Linked DNA regions of Mus musculus: all the other regions are linked to region 1. The links are chromatin loops, found by intact Hi-C in ENCODE. Cell type or tissue: heart. All regions are shown on one strand.

What was found. A loop is a pair of places that touch in the nucleus more often than their neighbours do. Peaks named below come from ENCODE experiments on the same cell type or tissue, not always from the same donor. Only the 100,000 strongest peaks of a DNase experiment are listed, where the experiment ranks them.
Region 2: a loop joins it to region 1, with 4 times the contacts of the local background. A loop is called at or near these places in 6 of 42 quality-filtered maps.
Region 3: a loop joins it to region 1, with 2.5 times the contacts of the local background. A loop is called at or near these places in 7 of 42 quality-filtered maps.

Annotation. Positions count from the first base shown.
Region 1 is chr6:120,732,288-120,740,287 of GRCm38, reverse strand. Cecr2 (CECR2, histone acetyl-lysine reader) reads right to left here. Exons shown (of 19, transcript NM_001368706.1): 4 at 6,418-6,557; 5 at 5,626-5,730; 6 at 3,140-3,189; 7 at 1,963-2,132. Among named protein-coding and RNA genes, the nearest start is that of Slc25a18, 37 kb to the left of the region's middle. In heart, CTCF peaks have their summits at 3,366 and 3,569 (motif pointing right); no DNase peak of the experiment used is centred here.
Region 2 is chr6:120,576,154-120,584,153 of GRCm38, reverse strand. No RefSeq gene overlaps it. Among named protein-coding and RNA genes, the nearest start is that of 1700072O05Rik, 25 kb to the right of the region's middle. In heart, CTCF peaks have their summits at 2,232 (motif pointing left) and 3,948; a DNase peak (open chromatin) is centred at 3,943; H3K4me3 peaks cover 2,175 bases; H3K27ac peaks cover 2,215 bases; H3K27me3 peaks cover 759 bases.
Region 3 is chr6:120,662,403-120,670,402 of GRCm38, reverse strand. Cecr2 (CECR2, histone acetyl-lysine reader) reads right to left here and starts at 4,089. Exons shown (of 19, transcript NM_001368706.1): 1 at 3,696-4,089. The coding sequence starts at 3,821. In heart, a CTCF peak has its summit at 4,449; DNase peaks (open chromatin) are centred at 3,202, 4,152, 4,302 and 4,812; H3K4me3 peaks cover 3,767 bases; H3K27ac peaks cover 3,018 bases; H3K27me3 peaks cover 278 bases.

The DNA.
Region 1 (8,000 bases):
GGTTCAGGTTGGCTTCCAACTCTCAACAGTCTTTCTGCCTCGGATTCCCAATGCTGGAATTACAGATAGAGCCCAGCACACTAGGTTTGTCATAGTTTTTACACAGATTCAATTTTGCTTTGGAGAAAAATATGTTTATGGTGGGAACTGGCTCAGACTGTAATGATTTTCAACTCCTTCGGGTGTAAATTTAGGTTTTCCTCTAAGAATAGATAGTTCTTCATATATAAGAATTTGAAAATAGTATGTTTTAGGTAGAACTCTAAGACTACTGATAAAATTCCTGATAAATGAGTTTATCTATCTTCAGTGATTTTTCAAATTTGGAACACATCAGACACCAGGATAGGTTGCAAACAATTTGGTGGGTGGGAATGTGTTCTCTAGAAAGGATGGCAGAAGGTTCTGATGACGAATCCAGTCATCCAGCACCTGCAGGAAATCTTACTTAACATACATTTTAATCACATTCACACAATAGTTTTCCACAAACATTCTACACGTTTGCAGTTTACATTCTTTTTTTTCTTTTTTTTGGTAGAGGCTTTAGATTCAGCTCAGTGAGGAGAGCACTTGCCTGGCACACTTAAGGCCCTAGAGCCAATCTCTAGTTTTGCAAAAACAAATTTGTTGCTGTTATATCGAAAATAGCAATATTAACATTATAGTCAAAATTTAGCCTTGACTTGATGGATTACAATGTATTTTTTATTTGGTGTGGAGGTAGCTCTCACATGCTAGTACAAACAAGCAGACACAGGAATCAACAAAGTCTAAGCCCGGAGGAAAAGTCCCACTTCTCTCTCTTTTTTTTTTTTTTACGTATATATGAGTACATTGTAGCTGTACAGATGGTTGTGAGCCATTATGTGGACAGTCCCACTTCTAACTAAGAAGCTATTTGCAACTGATAGCTGGGGCAGGGGAGGGGGTGTGGCAGGAGGGCAGGTATGCCTGTTTTCTCCAATCCGTGTCACTGGATTTATCAGTCCCTACTTGAAGAGCTATAGGCAGCAAATGGTTGATAGAAGAAGAGTCATAATCATCAGGGGTAAAGACAGTGATAAACTGCTGTTGCTCAGTTACATAAATCTCTACCCAATGAAGGAAGTTTTATGCAGTGGGCCATAAAAAACAAAAAACAATACAAAAAGACAGAAACATAAGAGGATGACCTAGAAGAGGGGTATTACCATTGTATATTATAAATAAATAAAAATACTAAGGAATAAATCATTGAACGCCAAGACTCCAGTGTCATCAGATGGAGCTCTAAGTGGGGCTTAACAAAATGTGTGTGTATGTGTGGGGGGATTGACACAGACAAAGATAGAGTGCACATGAGTGTAAGTACTCACAGAGTTCAGTATGAGCCTAGAGCTCGAACTACAAATAGTTTTGAGTCACCAAACATGGGTGCTGGGAACTGAATTGAATTTGGGTTCTCTGCAAAAGCAACATGCATGCACTTCTAACCCCCGAGCCACAATTTTGAATAACATCCAAAACATGAAAAGGGGGGCACAAAGTTATTTACTTGAAAATGTCATGTATAGGGTGTATGTAGACTGAAATATAGTTCGTAAAGTTTACACTCAGGTCAGAGAAACTACAAAACAGCTCAGGTGTAGTCAGGTGAGGAACTTTCACAGGTCTATAGGGACAAATGTTCAAAGGCTGACATTGTGAGGGCGAAATAGGTTAATTCCTAAAACGATCATTTTTCTTGGAGTGTGGGAGAGAGCAAACTTGGGCCAAGTTTTCTAGTAAAAGTAATAGGAAAACAAGAAAGCTGGTTCCAGTTTGCAAAAAGCCATTGTAAAGACTGCAGGCATTAGCCATGGACTTAGAAACATCATAAATGACACCAGGATAGGGAAAGCAGGTCCACACAGCTCCTACATTAACACCCAGTCCTATCAGGAAGGAACAGCATGGGCCTGAGCAGTAGGCAGGACCTACCTTCTGGGCAATCATGTTGCAAATTTCAGGCAGGAAGTCCTCGCTAAGGAGCTTGTAGAGTTGCCGCTCTCGGAGAGAGGTCCGCTCTCGGAAGCTCTCAGTGACCTGTCTCCATTCTTCTTCTGTTTGACACAGGAGCCACCAAGTACCTTGGCCTGGCCCTCGGGATCCTACAGAAAATGGATGGATTCACTAAAATAGAGCCTACACTAGACTTTTGTTCCTATTACCCTGGGTCATGACTCAAACAGAGGAATCATAAAAAAGGAGCTGCTAATCTTCTCAAGTCTGATAGCACGCTCTTTTCTTTCATAGAATAGGACCTCAATATGTTGCCTATGAAAGTGTTGAACTCCAGAGACTAAGTAAACCTCCTGCCTCAGCCCCAAAAGCATTGGGATTACAAGCACTTCACCCAGTGTCTAGAAAATAATATATACTTTTTTTTTGGGGGGGTGGGGTCTCATTATAGACTAGACTGGCCTTAAACTTGCCTACCTCTGCCTCAAAGTGCTGTGATTATTATACTTTTAGTTTTCCTATTATTATCATTGTTTGTAACCAGACAAATGCCTAGCAAAAACAAACAAGGAAAAACCCAAAACAACAACAAAACCCCTCTTATTGTGATTTAAAGAAAAATTTAACATTCTAGAAATGGTTAAAAATATATTATTTTTCTAGAAAAATGGTTTTGAAACTGAGATTGTGTACAAATTGGCTATTTCCTTCCAAATTTAAAACTTTTGGATACAGAATTAAGATCTAATCAAGGTGAGGTGTGGCATATTCCTTTAATCGCAGCACTTGGAAGGCAAAGGCAGGTGTCAAGCTGGTCTATAGAGTCAGTTCGAAGAAAGCCAGGGCTACACACAGAGAAACCTTGACTCAAAAAACTAAAATCTAATAATGCATTTATGTGTGTATGTATATACAAACATGCATGCATTCAATCCTTTCCAGGTCCCTAACTGCTTGTCTACGCAAATGTCTGTGGCATATACTGTGGCAGGTGACAGAACAGAACTAGTTCTCATCTTAAGTGTCTGAGATGGATGGCAGGGGAAAGGATGAAACAGGGAGCAACAAGCTGGAGGCAGTTGGAATCATCCTAATACAATGTATGACTGTAATATATGTATGAATCATGCTGAGAGACAGCAACAAATATCATTACCATTTCTTGTCTGTAGGTCAGATGTCAAGGAGTTTTCTTCCTGCTTTTCACTGAAAAACAAGAAAAAAGAGAAAATAATTAAAACACTCACATGCCCAAATTGTTTGTCTTTCTTGCAGGTGTGGATCCAGTAAACATAATGGTGGCTAGGACTGGAGTCTGTCAGAGTTCAAAGTTAGGAAGAATAATTCTAAAGAGAAATAAAACTAGAATGGATGGTGGGCTTGCTGCAGAGAACGGGAGTGCTGAGAGCCAAGTATCAAGGTTATGGTAGCACCACAATGAAAAGGGAAATGACAGTTGCGATTCTGGTGCTCTCTCGCTGTGGTTCTGGGCTACACTAGAAAGGAAGCTTACAGTTACACCCTTAGGAAGATGGACTATGAAACTGAACTGCCTCTGCTCAAGACTGTCACTTGCCAGTAGAGGGTAGTATAAGCCCATGTGTACCAATACAATGGTACAATGGTTCTATATCCCCAACATTAAGATAGGTATAAAACAGATTTCTGACTATAGAAGAATGTGTGGACTTCTCAGGAAATCCTTAAACAAATGCTCAATATATAGATCACAAGTGAGTACAGACACTTTCCAAAAGGAAGAAGGACCAGGCAGTTGTAATCTTAAATTTAACAGATCTTACATACTAGCCTAGCCATGTGATTTCTAAGAATTCTTCCCATTACCACCTTCTTGTTATTACAACCTTGCTATGTAGTTCAGGCTAGTCTGGAACTTAGGATCCTCCTGCCTTTGCCCCTCAAAGGACCTCCTTTCCCTCAGTCTCTCCTCCATTTTTGTCCCTGCAGTTCTTTTTGACAGGAATAATTAGCTGATCCGAGGCAGTTATATATACATATACAGCAGAGGACTGCCTGGTCTGGCCTCAATGAGAGATGATGTGCCTAACCTAGCTGGAGAGACTTGAGGCCCTAGGGGGTGGGGAGGCCTGGCAGAAGGGTGGAGGTGGCGGTGAGGTGCGGGTGGAGGCATTTTGTTGGAGACAGGGTGGAGGAGAAATGGGATGATGAGCTGTGTGTGTGTGGGGTGGGGGGGCAGAAAAAAAGAAAGAAAAAGAAAGAAAGAATGTAGGCTGGGGAGCTCCAGAGAACCTGGGGTCAGTTCCCAGCACCCACATAGGATAGCTCACAACTGTCTGTAACTCAAGGTCCAGTGGATACAACTCCCTCACACAGACATACATAAAAGACAAACACTAAATATGTACAAAAGAATAAGCAGATAAACTTTTTTTTTTTTTTTTTTGGTTTTTCGGTGTAGCCCTGGCTGTCCTGGAACTCATTTTGTAGACCAGGTTGGCCTCGAACTCAGAAATCCGCCTGCCTCTGCCTCCTGAGTGCTGGGATTAAAGGCACGTGCCACCACGCACCCCCGGCTACTTTTTTTTTTTTAAAAAGAAAGAAAACAGCTGGTCAAGCCACGTGAAGCAAGGCAGTAAGCAGCATGCCTCTATGGCATCTGCATCAGCTCCTGCCTTCAGGTTCCTGCACTGTTTGAGGTTCTGTCCTGACTTCCTTCAATGAACTGTGGCATCAAAGTGTAAGCCAAATGAACCCTTCTCTCCCCAATTTGCTTTTTGGTTATGTTGTTTCATCACGACAAGAGAAACGCTAAGATGGCCAGGTACCCAGGCACGGTGGTGCACATGTAATCGAAGTGTTAGGAAAGACAACCATGATCAAGGAGGACACCAACATCAAGTTCTGACCTCCACATGTCCACGCAACCTCATACTCACACAAAAATAGTAGACCTCCCTAAAAAGTAATGACATATAAAATATTTTATATATATTTTGTCATTGTGAATGTACATGTTCAAGCACCTTCTTTACTACAGTGGAAGAACTAAGCCAGATGGTGATGGCATACACCTTTAATCCCAGTACTAAGGAGACAGAGGTAGGTGCTTCAAGGCCAGCCTGGTCAACAGAACAAGTACCAGGATAGCCAGGGCAATAGAGATAGACACTGACGTTTAAAACAAAACAAAACCAAAAAACCAAAAACAAATACCCCACCTAAATCTGTAACCCAAATCCTTGTATATTCTATCAATTCACTATATCCATAGCTCACAAGTAACCCCAGAACAAATTTACCCCATTTTCTAGTGGTATAACACATTTTGAAATATACACTAAAAGGAATGTTTATCAAATACTATGGGTCAAGCACAGCCTTCATCTTCTTGTATTGCCATGTACTGTCCTGTGCAGTTTAATACTCACCAAATGAACAACTATCATCCAAATAAAGTAAGAGGCTCAAGCAGATAACCTGATAGATAGAGGTCATACAAACAGGGCTGCTTGATAATTTCATGTGGACTCTGACTCAGGTCTCTGTAAGCTATGACCTATGTCCTCTCTATGCACAAGTAAAAATAATAAAGATGAGGGGAAACTAAGGTACCTTCTAGTATGAGAGAGTCTATGAAAATGGAGCAATGAGATTTCTTACCTGGATATAATCTCCTCCTGTAGCTTTTTTCGCTTTGGAGGCCTTCCTCTTCTTTTGCCTGTTTTTCCAGGAACATTTGAGACATTTTTTTGCCTTTCACTTTCCCTAAGAAACAGTATCATTAAATAGAAATGTTCTGGCATAGTACTAACAACTAATATCATTTCTGCTATTAGTAATTACAGTGTTTTCTGCCATAAGGATATAAAAATGGATTATGCAAAATAGAAGAAACGGGGAATAGAGTGACTTCTCTTCCATAAGAATTTATGTGGAATCAGAGAAAACTGACATTTATTAAAAACAACCTAACACCTTCCTAGCAACAAATGGTGTTCATAACAGTAAGGAAGTCGCAATAAAGCCAGAGCATCACTCGCTCACGAGGCCACAGGAAGGAGGCCACCGCTTATGTACGAGGCACTTTGAAGGCCTTACTTTGCATCATACTAAGATTCTGCCATGGGATTATGGACCGTTGAGGCAGATTAATAATCCTAACAGGAAAAAGTACTCAAAGCTACTGTATTCAATAGTCTGTGGAACTGAAAAGGTTCTTATCTGGAATTTCTCCATGTTCCAATCATAGTATTTTTCACCAGTCTTGTGGCAGAGGCTATAGAGTAATTCCTTTGTATTTTTAGTAAAAAACTCTTTGCTATTGTATTTCAGGCATGCCAATACAATTAATTATGTCATTGAAAAAAAAAAGTGCTGTATGGTTCTGATATACTAACTTTCATAGCATTTTTAACAGAGCAGTTATCACAGCCCCGACATTAGAGACAGTACCTGCACAAGGAGAGTTCTCCATTGGACCTTCCTTGTACTGGGTCTTCTTTGTACATTCGTGTCCCATAGAAGTACCAGTAGAGTGCACCTGAATTGTCTTCACCCAGAGGTTCAACTCTGAGACTGTCTGCATCCAGACCCTATGCAAAAGGAGAAAGCCAATTTGGGAAGAAAAAAAAAGGGGGGAGGGGAGAGTAACAAAAAACAGGTGGAAAATAAACAGTCAACTCAAAACTTATACTCAGATACATATCGTATTTTAAAATGGCAATGTGCTTTATGTTTCAGGCAGATGAAATTCAGAGAGGCCTCTTTGATGAACAAGATGAAGAAATTACAAATGTTCCCCCCTATACCCAACCATGGCTTCCACAGCTGGCTCACACAGAAAGAGGAATCAAAAGAATTCTAAGACTATTTGGTTTAGGATTGCTACCTTATGTGTACTCGTGTGAAAGGAAGGACAATAACACCAAGGACAATCAGAACTTTCAATACAGTTCTCTCACAGAACAGCCTTATACTCTCAATTCTCCTGCCTCAGCCTCCCAAGTGCTGGTATTACAGAGGCTGAACAAGCTTGAACCCCTATCAAATTTCCAACCAGATCAACCAGACAGATGTTCTGAAGGCTTTGCTTCATGTAGTTTTGTACTAAACCTTTGCCATATGTATGTATGTACGTATGTATGTACGTGCATGTTATGTTTATGTTTGGGTGCCCAAGGAGGACAAACAGGGCATTGGATCTCATGAAGCTGGAATTACAAGCAATTGTGAGCTGCCCAATGTAGGTGCAAGAGAACTGAAACTGGGTCTTCTGGAAGACCAGTAAGGACTCTGAACCACTGAGCCATCTTTCCAACCAATACAGCACCTTATTTTTTCCAGCTGAGATCCAGCAAAACAATTCCCAGAGCACTTCCAGGCCATATGGGTCTGTGCTGGCCTTCCCACTGTTACTGCAAGTACTCAGCAGAGACTGCACTAAATTATACGACTGTTATGTGACTGTTACATTTGGATTAGAAACTACCTCCTGCAGGGCATGGTGGCGCATGCCTTTAATCCCAGCACTCGGGAGGCAAAGGCAGGCGGATTTCTGAGTTCGAGGCCAGCCTGGTCTACAAAGTGAGTTCCAGGACAGCCAGGGCTACACAGAGAAACCCTGTCTCGAAAAACCAAAAAAAAAAAAAAAATAAAAAATAAAAAATAAAAGTAGACAATTCTTGGGGCTAGAAAGAAACTACTTCCCACACTGAGTAGTGGCAACACCTTTACTCCCAGTGCTTGGGAGGCAGAGGAAGATGGAGAGTTTAAGAAAAACCCTATCACAAAACAACAACAAAACTGACTTCACTATTTGTGAAAGCATTATTCTACCTCCTTTCCCATTACATATATAAATAGGTAACAATAATATATATTTCTAAAATTGGTAACATCAATAGAGCAAGGAGGACAGAAGAATATCTTTCTCCAATGTTTTGTTTTTAAATTGGAATGTGTATAAAAAATATAGTTTCAAGTCTCTGGAGTTTGTTAATTACAGAAAAAAAATTCACTATTGTTTGTTGTGGGAA
Region 2 (8,000 bases), 160 kb after region 1:
CTTGGGGGTAGGCAGATTTCTGAGTTCGAGGCCAGCCTGGTCTACAAAGTGAATTCCAGGACAGCCAGGGCTACACAGAGAAACCCTGTCTCGAAAAAACCAAAAAACCAAAAAACAAAAAAAAACCCCCAAAAAACCCACAACCCCCCCAAAAAACTCCACCTCTACAAAGAGACAGAAAAGTCTAGAACTGAAGCTCTTCCACCAAGACAGCAACCTCTAGTGGCAGGGATATGTTGATTGATGCCAGCCTCTAGGGTCCTGCCAACCTGCTCAACAATGGGCCTCGTGTCTGATTGATTTGTTGTTGTTATCAACTTGACCTAAACTAGAGTCGTTCTGGAAGACAGAGTCTCTGTTGAGACTATGCCTCCATAAGACTGGCCTATAGCCACGTCTATTGGCTTTTTTGTTGTTGTTTGGTTTTTTTTTTGACTGATGTGGTGGGATCCAGCCCCTTAGTACCATGGATCTACCCATGTCGTGCCACCCTGGGTAGGGTGGTCCTGGGTGATACACAAAAGCAGGCTGAGCAAGCCATGGGGACCAAGCCAGTAAGCAATACTCTTTTATGGCCTCTGCATTGGTTCCTGCCTCCAGGTTCCTGCCTTGATTTCCCTTCATGATACACTCTACGTTATAAGCTGAGATTAAACCCAAGTTGCTTTTGGTCATGATGTTTTCTCACAGTTGTAGAAACCTAAGGCTCTCCTGGCCCCCATCCATTTTACTTATGTGTATGTTTGTTTGTTTACATGTTTATTTACTTATGCATTTATATGTGGCAATGGTACCCATGGAACCCAGAGCCTCATTATGCTAAACATGTGTGAAGTTCAAGAATCTTTTTTTTTTTTTTTTTTAATTTTCGGAACAGGGTTTCTCTGTGTAGCCCTGGCTGTCCTGGAGCTCACTCTATAGAACAAGTTGGCATCGGACTCAGAGATCTGCCTGCCTCTGCCTCCCAAGTGTTGGGATTAAGTGTTGCCCCTTGTTTAGAAGAAAAGTGTTAGAGGGTGTCAACCCTCCCCCTCTGCAGCGACACCCCGCAGAGTCTCAGTTCCCACTCCCCTGAAAAGGGCAGAAGTTCTTCAGCTTGCCGGAGAAGGCAGGCCTGTAATTCCAGCTAGTAAGGAAACCTGGGACGGCTGGCTCGAGCCCAGGTGAGTGAGACCCTACCTTAAAAATGAAAAAGGATTTTTAAAAAAAGGACTGATGACCACAGCTCAGTGGTTGAGTTTAGAGTGTTTAGAAATAGTGAGCCCCTAGGTTCAGTTGTTTCTGGGCTTACATTTTATATCCAAAAGGATTGTACTAGTTTTGCTTTTTAATTTTTTAACTTTTTTTTTTATATCCCATTTCATGAGTTTGGGTGTTTTGCCTGTATGTGTGTCTGTCTGTACACCCCTTGTGTACCTGGTGGGCATAGGATCCCCAGGAACTGGAATTACAGACAGTTGTGAGCTGCTGTGTGAGGTCTGTTAATTGAACTCAGGTTCTCTTTAAGAGCAGCCAATCTCGCCAGCCCTGCCCCTCGCCTGCACACCCCCTCCACACCCCCCCCCCCTAGTCCTCAGAATAAAAAAAAAAAGAAAGAAAGTAGGACATTGAGGAAGTCCAGTAAAAAGATGCTTTGGCTTTGGCTTTCACATACCTTTGTGCACCTTTGTGACTGTGTTTTTGCAGTGGTGGGGACAGAACCCACAGTGTCATGAGCACCAGCATGCATTCCACCAGTAATCTATAAATGAGGTATATCTATGGGGCTGGGGAGAGATGGCTCAGCAGTTAAGGATACTGTTCTTACAGCGAACCCAGGTTTGGTTCCTAATACAACAGGGTGGCTCACAACCATCCATTGTAACTCCAGTTCTAGAGGAGCTACTTCCTTCCTCTGACCTCAGCGGGCACCAGACAGGCGTGTAGCACAGACCTACATGCAGGCAAAACACTTACACAACACGTTAAAATAAACAGCAGGGCTCACATCTTCAATCCCAGCACTCAGAGGCAAAAGCGGGGGATCTCTGTGGGTTCAAGGCTAGCACGGACTAGCAGGAGAGTTCCAGGCCAGCCTAGTGAAAAACCCTGTCTAAAAATAAATAAGTGCTGGTGAGATGGCTTAGCAGTGGTTGAGAGCTCTGACTGCTCTTTCAGAGGTCTGGAGTTCAAGTCCAGCAACCACATGGTGTTTGACAACCATCTATAGGGGGATCTGATGCCCTCTTCAGGCAGGCAGATGTATGTGCAGCAGAGCACTCATACATTAAATAAATAAAATTTAAAATAAATAAATAAATAAATGACTAGCTAAATTATGAGGCAGGTCCTTTTTTATTTAAAAAATTTCTATTAATTAGTTAACTAGTCAATGAATTGTGTGTGTGTGTGTGTGTGTGTGTGTGCACGGTGGCCAGCACCTTTAACCTCTGAGCTCTCGTCAGGGCCCCCTTTTGCAGTTTACCAGTGAGAAAACTAAATCTGGGGGTCTGAGGAAGTTGAAGTCTCTCCTTCAAGGCCAGAAAGCCTTGACTGTCGTCCTGCCCAGCCCTGTGCTAAGTTGGTCTCTTGGCTGCTTACCACACCAAACAGCATTGTGCGTTCAAATACCTGATGACAGTCTGGGTGAAGCTCAGTGGCGGGGCCTTTGCTCCGCATATGCAGTGCAAGGCCCAGCTTTGCCCTCCAGCACAAAGGGATGGGAGGTTCGAACAAATGAAAGGCAGGCTTGGGTCCTTCAAACACAAGCCCTTCTGCATAAACTGTAAAGACAAATTTATGAGGAACTAGAGGCACAGCGCGGGGAGTGTTGGGGGCCTGGGAGGTGGGAGGGTGGAGTGGGGGTGCCAGGGGGGTGAGGGTGTAAGGACAGAAAAACAGGGTGGGGGGCACCAAGTTTTATCATCTTAAGCTTCTCACAGTTGAGGTGGCTGGCAGTGCAGGGTTCAAGCTGTGAATTGCGCTCAGAGCCTCTAGGGTATCTCACCAGGCAGCTTAGGGCACACACTTGCTCCCTGGGAAGAGGCACTCTGGAGTTCCTCTCCTGTGTCCCCAACTAATGGGACCTTCTGTTAATGCCTGCCATTGGCGCTGGGGACCTATTAAGCCCTAAGCTAACTTAGGGCTTCTGACTACCAAACCCAAAGTGTGTTGTCACAGGGACACACCAAGCACAATAATATATGTGATATATGTAACATGTGTCAGAGCACATCATATATATGCCTCTCTTCTGCACTATCAAGTATTACAAGAGGTGACTTGACTTTCTCCCGGGTGTTTTCCAGAGCCCTCTATCCCAGAGCCTACTTCCCCTGCAGTCTGGAATGGAACTGGACCCCTGAGGGCTCCTCTGTACAGATTAACCCTTTCCTTTCACTCTTCCTGTCCCTAGCAAAAGGGCTCTGGGCCAAATGGCCAGACACTGGCTCCAGGGCTGGCGGATGCCATAAACCTGTTTTCCTTGGGGACTCCAGAGATCCATGCCTGACTTTCAGAAGCACAAACGTTTTGTTTGAAATGGCCTCGGGAGGAGAGAGAGAGAGAGAGAGAGAGAGAGAGAGAGAGAGAGAGAGAGAGAGAGAGAGAGAGAGAGAGAGAGAGCGCACAGGGCTCCAGACACGTGTTCCTCATTTGCCATTGGTGGGGCACAGGGGCGGCGGAGGGGCTGGGGGGGGGGGCGTGTTGCGGAGTAAGTGCCAGCAGGAGAGAGGCAGACTGCAGCAGCTGCTGCCGCCACCATGCCACCAGGGAGTGAGGCTTCTGGGGGGAATGGAGGGAGAGAGTGCACGGAAGAAGGGGTGGGACTTGGGGACGAGGGCGGTGTCACTGGGGAGGAGAGAGCAGGTGGTGGCTTGTTTATCTGCTCAGCTGTTTTGTATCTCTGAGCCTGAGCGCCAGAGACTGAGACCAGAGCAGCTGGGAGGAGGGAAAGCGGTGCAACTAGGAGCCCTAGTGGTCTTTTGCCTTAGTTACAGGTCTCGAAACCAAAGCAGAGCCGCCGGAGGGAGATCCACGTGGGTGCTGTACTCCCTCCTCTGTCTGTAGGGTTGCTTGCGGCCCATATGCTCACTTCTGCCGTGCAGACACCCTGGCAATGCCCTCTTGCACAGTGCAAAGGTTTTCACTGGGTAGTCACCCCCTGGGCTGACACTGGCACAAATGCAATGTAAATATCCCTGGGTCTCACTGGCACAGTCTTATACGTTAATTGGCATGGCCCTGGGGGTGGGGCGGGCAAGTCTGCCAGCTCCTAGCCTCGGTAGCAACCCAGCCTGTTCCAGTGGATGCCATCTGGGTGCAAACAGGTCACCACCCCAATTTCTGCCCGGTTTGTCCCAGCATCTCCGTCCATAGGCAGGGACTTCCCCTCTCCTGTACATATATAGTCCAAGACCAACGGAGTTACTAACGGGTCCCCTTCACACCCCAGTGCCTCTGTCTCATTTGCATGCTAAATTGTTCAGAGGCAAAGCTCCAGCTTAGTTTGCCCTGCCGCCTTTTGACCAGGTTAATAAACACAGCGGCTTTAGCGCAGGAGCGTTTGGGAGGGAGTCCACCTTAATTACGGTAGTTTGAGAGTTCACTCGCTGTCTCCGCGGCCCTTCCTCCAGCTTTGTTCTTGTTTGTTTGTTCAAATGAGAACGTTTTTGGAGACTTTGGTGCCCGAGTCCCTCCCCTCCCCATGAGGATTGCCAAAGGTCTCTTTCTGCCTTCCTCATGGAGCACAAAGCCAGGATGGCTCCGCTGACAAAGGGTCTGCTCCCCTGGCACTGGGCCTAGGGGTTAGGATGGGGTAGAAAATGCAGATGCCTGTGGGGCTCTTTTAAGCTGCCAGTTTAAAGACACATACAAGCTCATGCTCGCGCGCGCTCACACACACACACACACACACAAACCACCCCACAAGCCACCCATGTACCAAGGGCTGCTGAGCACTGCTCCTCTGACCTCTCTCACCTGTGTCCGGAGGGGGCAGGGCAGGAGGGAAGCTTGCTCAGCCTGTTCAGCCTATGGATGTGCACAGCCACGGCCTTGGTTTTGGGATAGGCTGACTGTGGAAGCTCAGGGATACAGGGGCAGTTTGCAGCTCCCAGAGGCTAACGCTGCTCTTACAACTTTGGTGTTTTGGAGCCATGTTCCCAGGGCTGGATCCTCCCGTGTAAAGAAACAGGATTGTGCCTCTAAGCCCACCCTTTCCCACTTTACAGATACGCTGGCTTTTAGAATGCCAGTTTCCTTGTCTCTAGCCCATTTCCTTTTCCAGACACAAGGCAATCCAATGAAAGTTCTCTCTTCGTGGCAGCAGGTCCCACAGCTAGCCTGTTTAACTGTCTGTTCTTCAACCCCCGCAGCTTTCGGCCACCCTATTGTCGTCTGGTCAGTGACAGCACCTCCACCTTCCTTCTACACCAAGCAAATTCTCTAGTCTTCACTTATGAGAGATCAGAGCTTCAGCTGGCACCCAGTCAATTGACCGGCCAGCTTGGTTTGCAGTGCTGGGGATGGAACCCACAGCCTGGCTCATGCCAGATAAATGCTCTACTCTTGAGCTATCCCCAGCCCTTGTCATTTTGTTTGTTGAGACAAGGTCTCAAGTACCACAGGCTGGCACTAGATTTGATATGTAGACCAGGCTGGTCCCAAATTTGTGGGCAGTCTGACTCATCCTACCAAAAGGTGGGATCGCAGTCACACACCACCCCAGCCTGCCCCTAAAAACAAACAAACAACCCAAAAAAACTTCATTCTTAGATATGGGTAATTGTCAAGTAGTTTTGGTAGAACCCAAGGACTCAGATTCAAGCCTAGTGTGCCACTATACCAGGCTCTGAATAAACTACCAACAGGAGGCTTTTTCCTCATTCAAATCTGTCTCTGAAAGTGGGATTTTATCTTTCATCTTCACAATACTGTTACTGTTCGCTCCTAAATAATTTTTATTTTTAAAATGCTTATTTTACTTTATATTTATATCCTTTTTGCCTGTATGTAATGTATGTCTGTGTGCCATGTGTGTGTGTGTGTGTGTGTGTGTGTGTGTGTGTGAAGTGCCCTTAGAAGCCAGGAGAGGGCACTTTATCCTGGTGTTAAGGATGGCTGTTACCCACCCTTGTAGGTGCTGGGAATTAAACTCCAAACCTCTGGAAAAGCAATCAGTGTTCTTAACTGCTAAGCCATCTCTCCAGTCCCGATCTCACTACAACCACTGCCACCTCCACTACCACCCAACCATCATCAATACCATCATCACCACCTACCACTGTCATCACCAATGGCAGCCATCTTCAAGCAAGTTATCAAAATTCTCTCTCTCTCTCTCTCTCTCTCATTCTCTCTCTCTCTCTCTCTCTCTCTCTCTCTCTCTCTCTCTCACACACACACACACACATACTACAAAGGAAAAAGAAGAGAAACATATCCCCCCACCCCCACCCCCCAAGATCTCCAGGAAAGTTAGGAAGTGGAGTTGTTCCTTTGGCCAGGTGTCTGTGAATCTACAGGAAGTCACTTTTTCTGTAAGCATCAAGGTAGCAGGCACTGTTCAAAAAGGAATGTCTTGTAAATGTTACTATGACATCACCCAGCATGCTGTGGGCATCCTTGCATGCAAGCAAGTGAAGGGCAAGATGCTTGCCGAGAGAATTAGTGTGCAGATTGAGCATATGGACCACTCTAAAACAACATCCTGAAGTGTGCCAAGAGAAACGATCCGACCACACCCAATGCCAAAGAGAAGGGCACAGGAGTCAGCTGGAGCTGCCCCACTAAGAGAAACAGTCTTCTTCTTCTTCTTCTTCTTCTTCTTCTTCTTCTTCTTCTTCTTCTTCTTCTTCTTCTTCTCCTTCTCCTTCTCCTTCTCCTTCTCCTTCTCCTTCTCCTTCTCCTTCTCCTTCTTCTTCTTCCTTCTCCTTCCTCCTCCTTTTTCTCCTTCTTCTCCTTCTCCTTTTTCTCCTCCTCCTCCTCCTCCTCTTCTTCTTCTTCTCCTTCTCCTTCTTTTATGTAAGTTATACATATGAATGCTCTGCTGCATGTAAACCTGCATGTCATGTCAGAAGAGAGCATCAGAGCTTCTGGGTGCTGGGAATTGAACTCAGGACCTCTGGAAGAGCAGCCAGTGCTCTGAACCACTGAGTCATCTCTCCAGCCCAAGAAACACACTTCTTTGTGGGGACGAATGAGGAGCCTAAGCAACTGAGTCTGTTCCCCCTGAAGTCATGGCCTAGACTACAAAGTGTTGTTCTTAGAAAAGATGAAGACAATGTAAACAGTAAAGTAGTGTGTTTATGATTGTGTGCAACCTTGGGGTAGGAACTGCCATTATGGCCATTAGGTCTGGTAGGTGGGGCCTGGCCTTTGGAGTTCCCAAGGGAACAGGGCCTTGCTGGTGGAAGCTTGGTGTACCTCAGTGAGTCAAAGTAGTCAGGACCTGGAGGTCTCTGGGAGCAGGTTTACAAGGGATCTGTAGGAGCCTCAGGGAAAGCCCTTCTGCCAACTGGGTTGATGTGAATATCCAACATTCCTCCCTTTTTTGTTTACTAAAACAGTCAGTGACCAGGGAAGGAGGCAACATTATCTTTAGACTGGTTCTTGCCTAATGGGAGCATCAAAGTCCTTTTGGGACAAGCTTGATCTTTGCCACCAGGGTATATAGGTGTCACAGGCCTCTGGTTCCATAGCTGGGGGTTGGTAATCCTGTACTAGCAACGGATTAAAAGTCTTCTTAGAAATCTTTTGACTCTGTTGTTGAAAAAAATCTAGATAGGAAGTTTCTGAGGCAAGAATAGTAAGATCAAGAAAAAGAGGAGGGGTGGGGGTTAGGAAGGAGGATAGCATGGCACTGGTCAGTACACATCTTTAATCCCAGCACTTGGAAGGCTGAGGCAAGTGGATCACTGAGTTCAAGACCAGCCTGGTCTACAGAGGGAGTTTCAGGACAGCCAGGGCTACACAGAGATAACCTATCTCTTAAAAAAAAAAAAAAAGGCCGGGTGGTGGTG
Region 3 (8,000 bases), 70 kb after region 1:
TATGTTAACAGAAGATTTTTACTCAAGTGTCAGGATACAATTTTAGAGTTACCAGCTTCCCAATGACTGAGTTATTTTAATTATTTTAGCTGTATTTTGCTAAAAATTAAGCTTTATATACTATTCATGTCTTGTTTTGAAAACCAGGGAAGGAAATTATGGCAACTGAGCTACAACCCTATCATAAACTAAGAATCTGGAGCCACTGAAAACATTATTATTGTACCCTCAGGTTTTTGTTCTGATTATTTTAGAACCTTTATTTAAGGGCAGCAATTCATGAGTGTTCAAGCTTATCTTAAAATGAAAAGCAAAAAAGTAGGGCATGGTGGCACACACCTCTGATCTCAGCACTCAGGAGACAGAAGGATCTCCAGGAGTTGGAGGCCAGCCTGGTCTACATTGTTAGTTCCAGGCCAGCCAGAGCTACATAATGAGACTCTGTCTGGTAGAAGTAGTCTCAGGGCTGGAAAAGACTGTTCAGTGATGCAGTGCCTGCCTGGCAAGTGTGAACACAGAATTCAATCCCCAGCGCCACATACACCACAGAGTCAAGTATGTTGACTCTTCTGAAGAAATGATCAGTTTAAGGTTAATTAACAGAGCGCAAAAATATTTTTACATACAAAAATAAAAACATCACCACTTTAGGGACCTTAAGTGGGAGGTCTTGACCTCTTACAGAACAGCATCAAGAATCTTAGAGCCTTTCACCTGAGAGATTTTGCTTGGGATAAAAACAAATCCTTAAGGATTCCTGCTTTGTCAATGTTCTATAAATCCAAAGATTCAGCCTGGGAAAGAGGAGTAAAATGAGATCTTTCCCACAACTGAAAACTGGTGTCCTAAAGGAATGATGTCTGGTTTTAACTATTTGGTAATCAGTATTCTTCATTTCTAGCTTTTCCAGTGTAATTAGGACTTTCCATGTGTCTAGCAGGTACATTCAGCTCCTTACTGGTATATTTTTACTTTAAGACAAGGTCAGCCGGGCAGTGGTGGCGAACGCCTTTAATCCCAGCACTTGGGAGGCAGAGGCAGGCAGATTTCTGAGTTCGAGGCCAGCCTGGTCTACAGAGTGAGTTCCAGGACAGCCAAGGCTACACAGAGAAACCCTGTCTCGAAAAACAAACAAACAAACAAACAAAAAGACAAGGTCTAAACTAACACTGTTCTGTAAGACCTAACCCATAAACTAGTTGATGTTTTTCAAATCACCAAAGAAAAAACAAAAACAAATTTACTGTTAGCATCTTTGGGGAACTCTGCATTGTTGATGGATCAAAGTCAAATTTCTTAAGAGAATGAGAATTTTAGATATATTTCATCTTTCAGTAACTAATCAAAACCCTAAATAAAATACAGGAAATACAGAAGGGGAAAACCACTATCATGTTCCACATTTATTGATCATCTCCATAGGGAAAGGGAGAAATGGCTGGTAGTATTTAAGGTATGTACATGTTGGAATCAGGATAGTAATGTGCTGAATGTTGTTTCAAGTAACACACACTTTAAGGAACAAAGTGCATCTTCCAAGAAACACATAGGAGAGATGGCTCCCTGTGAAGGAAACTAGTACCAAGCCTGACCACCCAAGCTTGACTCCTGGGGCTCTCACCACCAAATGAATTCCCTCAAACTGTCCTCTGACCTCCACAAGCACTCCCTGACACATGTACACCCACACAGCATAATTTTTTCTTAACCACTAGAATTAAGAGACACCATGTCAAGTAGACCTGATTATTCACCATGTAAAGGACAGTAACAGCTTACATTTCCGAGAGGAATTAGGCCAACAAACACTGAGAACCTCAAGTTTACTATTTAAAGATAGAAATTAGAGGTTAACTTTAAATATGTTGAGTATAATTAAGACAAAATGAGTTTCCTCTACCTTTTTATCAACAAAATGGGAATACAAGGACTTGGGAAAGTGCCATTTCTCCAACAGTGGCGTTTTCAAATGTACTCAATTTGTAATCCGCACATCAATTTATTTCCTCTTGAAAGAAAATGGGTTGGGACAGGTTTATCAGCACCCAAGACAGCAATTGTCACAAGCACCAACACACACACACATACACACACACACACACACTGCAGCCATTTTGAACAGCAGGATTTAATTAGACTACTCAAGATTTCAAACTAACTAAAAGGAAACACAGGACATCAGAATCATTAATCATCATCTCTTCCCCTTTAAGATTCCTCAAATCGTTAATCTTTGTAGTCCGATTTCATTACAAAATTTCATCACAAAAATGGTCCTTACACTCCTGTTCAAACTTTGTAAATAAACGCTTTGAGTTGCGTTTAATTGCCAAGTTTCATTTTCCTAAAGCCTGGAGAAGCCCACGACCTGGAAAATCCTACCAACCTTTTCACTTTGTTTTAAAGTCCCTCCAAAAGCCATCGAATGGCCCCAACTTCAGTCCACATTCCTCTTCACCTTCCTAACCTACACCCCTTGTAATCGGTTTAGATTTCCAATTTCGTTAACTTTGCAACACGAGGAAATTCCCACGCTTCATTCATAGAAGCAAGTGATATTTCTGCAAACACAACGGACTTTAAAAAATAAAGGTGTGCGAAGACCTCAAGAGTCAACAAATTAAAATCAAGATTCGGGGGGGGGGGGGGTGAAGAGGCAACCACAACGGTCAGACTTCCCAAATAAATTACTTTAATTTTGATTACTTCCATTGTAAAGGCAGTCACAAAACTGAAAACAGTAACTGACCAACAACAGTTTCTTGTACCTTTGTCCCAAGGAAGAAAAAAAAAAAAAAAAAGGGTGATTAAGTCCCTACAGACAGGAAAAAAAGCAACTCAACCTGCCAACCAATCAGTATTTCACAATTCCTTCCAAAAATAAATGCCAGGATGCTGCTTCGGACCATCTTATACATTCCGTTTCCCACACTCCCGCCACCGTCCTTGTCATTAGGACCCTCGGATTTTAGTCCAGTTATCACAAAGCCTCGGGTCTTGAAAGCACCTTCGGCCTGGCCAGAAAGCCATTCCTTTCCTCCTCGCTCGCCCGGGGGAATAATGGTGGCGAAATCAACTCAGAGAGAGAGCTCCCGGAATACGGACGGCTGCGCCTTCCTCCGTAGAGGAGCTGTTTTAAAAGGGAGGGGGGCCCAAACTTTCCCTCCACAGTCTCGGCGTCCCGAGCGACGGTGAGCGACGGGCGGTCCCACAAGGAGAACGCCCCAAGCCCAGGCCCCATCTGCGCCCGCCCGAAGTTGACTCGAAGCGCCCGAGAGTTACGGGCCTCCGCAAGTCCGCCAAGTGCGACCCGGGCGAGCGTCTCCCGAGCAACGCCGCCCCTGCCCGAGGCCGCTCCCGCCCCGCCGCTGTGGCCCCCGGCGCGTGAGCCCGCATCGCGTCCCGGTCCCCGCCTGAGCAGCTGCTCGCCGCCTCCGAGGCTCCAGCGGGGAGCGCGCGCGCACTCTCGCCCTCAGACCGGCCGAGAAGTCCCGGGAGAGCCCCGGGGTCCCGCGCCGACAAAAGCAGGCTCGACCCCCGCCGGCGAGAGCGCGCGGGGCCACGGGGAGCCCGTGCCGGCCGCCAGCCTCGTGCCCGCCGCCGAGCCCCCTCGCCGCCCGCACTCCGCGCCAAGTCGGCGGCCCGCGACTCCCCGCAGAGAAGCGCGGAGAAAGGGCGCAGCGCCGGCTACTCACCTCGATCTCGAAGTCGGGCAGGCGGAACGCCGTGCGAAAGAGCGAGCAGAAGTGCGCGATGGCCGGGACTTCCCACCAGGAGCGGAGCTCGCCCAGCCCGGCCGCGCCGCCTTCCTCCGGGCACATCTCCCCGCCGCGCTCGCTCACTCGCTCTCGCTCGCTCGCTCGGACTCCGGCCGCCGGCAGCGCCTCTCACTCAGCGCGCGGCGGCTCCCGCCGCTCGGCGTGAGCTCAAGCGGAGGCGCGGCCGGGCGGGGGGCGGCGGTCCGACTCGCTCAAGCGGCCGCTGCTCGGGCAGCCGGCGGGGGCCGCGCGCTCGCCCCGTCCCGCCGCGGCCGTGCGGCCGCCCCCAATCCCATACAATATAATCCACTCAGCGCTGAGGAAAACAGATGGGGCTGGGGGTGGGGAGGGGGCCCGGCAGAAACCTGGGAGGAGGGGCCGCCCACGAGGAGGGGGCGGGGCCGGCGCGCACCACAACAACAACCCCGCCCCCACCCCTGCGCGGACAGCTGCACCGAGGGCGGGGGAGGGGGAGCGGGCGAGCCGCGCCCGGGGAGGGGCCGCCCGTGACGCGGAGGGGCCCGCGCGCAGCCCGCGGGCGGCCGGGCGGGTGGGAGCCGCGCTCTGCCGTGCAGGTGTTTGGGGCCGGGGAGTTCGGCGACTTTGGTGACGGAAGACAATAAGGGTCTCTCCCACCCCCACGTGGCCTCAGTGGTCGAGTCCTTTTAAAGGGCCCGCGGGGTGGTGCTCTTGCTGGGGACTCGCTCCGGGAGTGCGCACGTGTGGGATTTCAGTTATTACTGCTGTGGAGGGTGGCGCGGGACAGAGCGAGTGGGACGTCCACGCTGGAAACCGGAGGCCCGGGGAAACGACGCGCTTTCCACCTGTTCTTTAGCGCTTTTTTATTTTTATTATTATTACTATTATTAGCCTATCTGAGAACGGGACTTAAGGGAGCGCTAAAGTGCCTCGCTTCTCCAAGGGAAGAAGGTGGTGGGGCTGGTTCGGCTGGAACCGAGTAGGATGGAGGGGTAGAGTGTGGCGGGAAGGGTGGAGTAGGGGGGAGGCACCAATCAGCAGCCTAGCGGGAAGAGCAATTTCCCCCACCCCAGGGAACGGACACGTGCAGCCGCCCTGGAGGAGACTGGCTTTGAGCCCTCTGACTGCCCTCGCCGGAGCGGAGCGCGGCTGCTGCGGGCGCGAGTGCTCACAATGTGGCTGGGAGGCTGGGGGATGGGGAAGAGCCTGGAGACTAAGGACGTGTGTCCGGGTGGGGGTGGAGACCTGCCCGGGCTGCGGGAATACGCTCCGAGAGGAAGGTGCTCGGACTTTAGAAAAGTTAACTGCTATTTAGGACGGTGGAATTCTGTCTAAACCGGAAGGGGAAAAAATCACCCCCGAAATAGCCCAGAAGTTTGGAAAAACTACGTTGTAGTAGCGCCTATTTGTATTGGTCATTTGCGCTTGAGCAGTTCTACTCTAAGAGTCCTGGCTGCTTCTTTAGTCCACCTCGCCAGAAACACCGCCCCTTAGGTGCACTCAAATTCGGCTGTTTAGATAGGTACAACCCTGGAAAGAATAATAGGGAGCGAGTTTGTGAGATAGATGTGTAAGTGGGAGGCCTGGCTCGTTCCTCCTCCCTCACCTATTCTAATTACTTTAATAACTAACCTCTTGTGTCTTTGTAAGGCAGCACTTAAAAACACTAAAATCCTTAAGTTATATATCCAAGTGTGCCTTTTGTGAGCCAACTAACCTTAAGATACTTCATCTTCCCTCACACTGCCCTGTAGGTGAGAGTTAGCAACCCCTACACGCTATCTATCCCATTTTTATTTTTAAAGTTTGTTTTTGAATGTTTTCAAAACGCAGCTACTCTGTAGATACCTCATGAATGGGGGTGGAGGGATACAGGAGGGCTCCGTGGAACTTTTTTGTGAGTCTGTAGCCCAGGCTGGAGCCTCCATGTTTGACTTGCCCTGAACTGCTGTGCTCTTCATGTATCACACCATTTTCCTTTGAAAAGGGTTGCATGAAGCCCAGACTAGGGAGCAACAAGCTCTCTGCACCTTGAACCAATCCTTCCTGCACTTGCTGGGTGCTGGGGTTACAGACACTCTGGGTGCTGTGGCGTTTCTTAACATACTTGTGTCAAAGCCATTATGTTCTGACTGTTTGTTTGATCCTTCCTCCCTGGTCTCCCTGATCCTCCTATCACTCACTTCCATCTTTATCTTTTATCATTATCTAACCTTCTTAGCTGGCATCTCAGTTGTCATTACTATAGCCTAATAATAATTAACAATACCAGAAAGCAGAAAGATAAGAGAGATTTGGCTCCTTCTTAATCACTGTGATATTGAGTGCTCGTTATACCCACTACTCACCCCCATTGTAACTTCTCCCTCTGCTTATTCTCATGCTGCCAAAAGTCCTGGAAATGAAAGGTGTTGGGAGCCTGGAAGTGCTGTACTTCTGCCCCTTAAAGGGGGTCAAGATGATCGGGACCTCCTTCCTCTGAATGGATTTGCCTCAGAGGCCTGTGTCTGCTTGAATGTCCCATATGGGTTAGTGTGACACCAGCCATTGACTATTACCAATATGCAACTCTGTTTCAGTCTGGCTCTGGTCCGACGGTTCTTAGGTCCGACCATTGGATTAGACTGGCTACTGTTGAACAGCCACTTCCTGGACTTGGCAGCCCTGGATCCTTGACTCGGCTCCGAACACTAGTTTTGCCTTTCCCTATGCCTACCTGCTTCAGACCTGTCTCCTGGACTAACTTGGAATCTAGAATAAGGACCCCTGTGGGAATGCAAGTATGGGAATTCTTAAAACAATTGTCACCTGTTTGGATTGTTCCTTTTGCTCTTGATTTGTTCCAACCTAGCCCATTCTCTCTCAGATCACCAGAGTTAGCTAAGTCTTCCCTATACCATGTCTCACTCTTGTTCTTTTCTACTCTTGAGCAGTGCCTTTAACCTCCAGTGATGCTGAGGCTACCTGGAAATAATTCTTTTATTCTCTCTACAGCTTCCATTTCATAACCTCTTCTCCCTGGGTATTTTCCATTAAAGGGGAAATTAGTCCTGACAACTTGAGTTTGAGCCCCTGACCCCACTTGGTAGAAGAAAGAGAATCAAACACCATCTTGGCACACATGCACACCCACACACATAGAAAACAAAAGCATGCCGGGCAGTGGTGGCACACGCCTTTAATCCCAGCACTTGGGAGGCAGAGGTGGCAGATTTCTGAGTTCAAGGCCAGCCTGGTCTACAGAGTACAGAGTGAGTTCTAGGGCAGCCAGAGCTATACAGAGAAACCCTGTCTCCAAAACACCAAAAGAGAAAAAAAAATTTTTTTTTAATTTAAAAAAAAAAGAAAGAAAAAAAAGCACTCGGGAGGTAGAGGCCCAAGAATCACAAGTTTAAGTCTAGCCTCCACTACACAAAACCAAAGACTAGTTTAGATTACATGAGAATCTGTTTCCTTTTCTTTTCTTTCTTTTTTTTTTTTAAGATTTATTTGTTTTATGCAAGTACACTGTCGCTCTCTTCAGACACACCAGAGAGGTAGTTGCTAGGACTTGAACTCAGGACCTCGGCAAGAGCAGTCAGTGCTCTTAGCTGCTCTGTCATCTCTCCAGCCCACAGATTCTGTTTCAAAAACAAAATAGGGCCACAAGATGGCTGAGAGGATAAAGGTGCTTGTCACCAAGTCTGATGACCCAAGTTCTGTCTAGCAGGAGAGAACTGACTTCAGCAAGATGTCTGTGACCTCCATAGGCATGCTATGGTATGGTGAATGGATGCATGTAATCTCAGTGCTCAGGAGAATGAACCAGAAGGATGGCCACAAGTTTGAGGGTAGCCTGAGCTACATGGATTAAGGACCAGCCTATTCTAAACAGTGAGATTCTTCTATCTGTCAAGTACTAAAATTAAAGAGGTGGGCCACCATACCCAGCCTAATTTTTAAAAGTTACTCTATGTGTATGGGTGTTTACTGTAATCTTCTGTATTCTGTATGTGTGTGCTTAGTTTTTCTGGGAGCCAGGAAAAGGTGTTGGATCCCTGGAACTGGAGTTACAGATGGTTGTGAATCACTGTGTAGGTGTTGGGACTCAAACCCGGGTCCTCTGGGCAAGCAGCTCTCGCTCCTAAGCAATACATCATCTCTTTAAGCACCGCCATCACACACACCACCCCTTCCTAACCTACAGAGGCTCACTGTGTTTTCCCAGCAATCTTTAACTCACTATTTAAGATCAAGCTGGCCTCAAACTCAAAAGATGTCCTC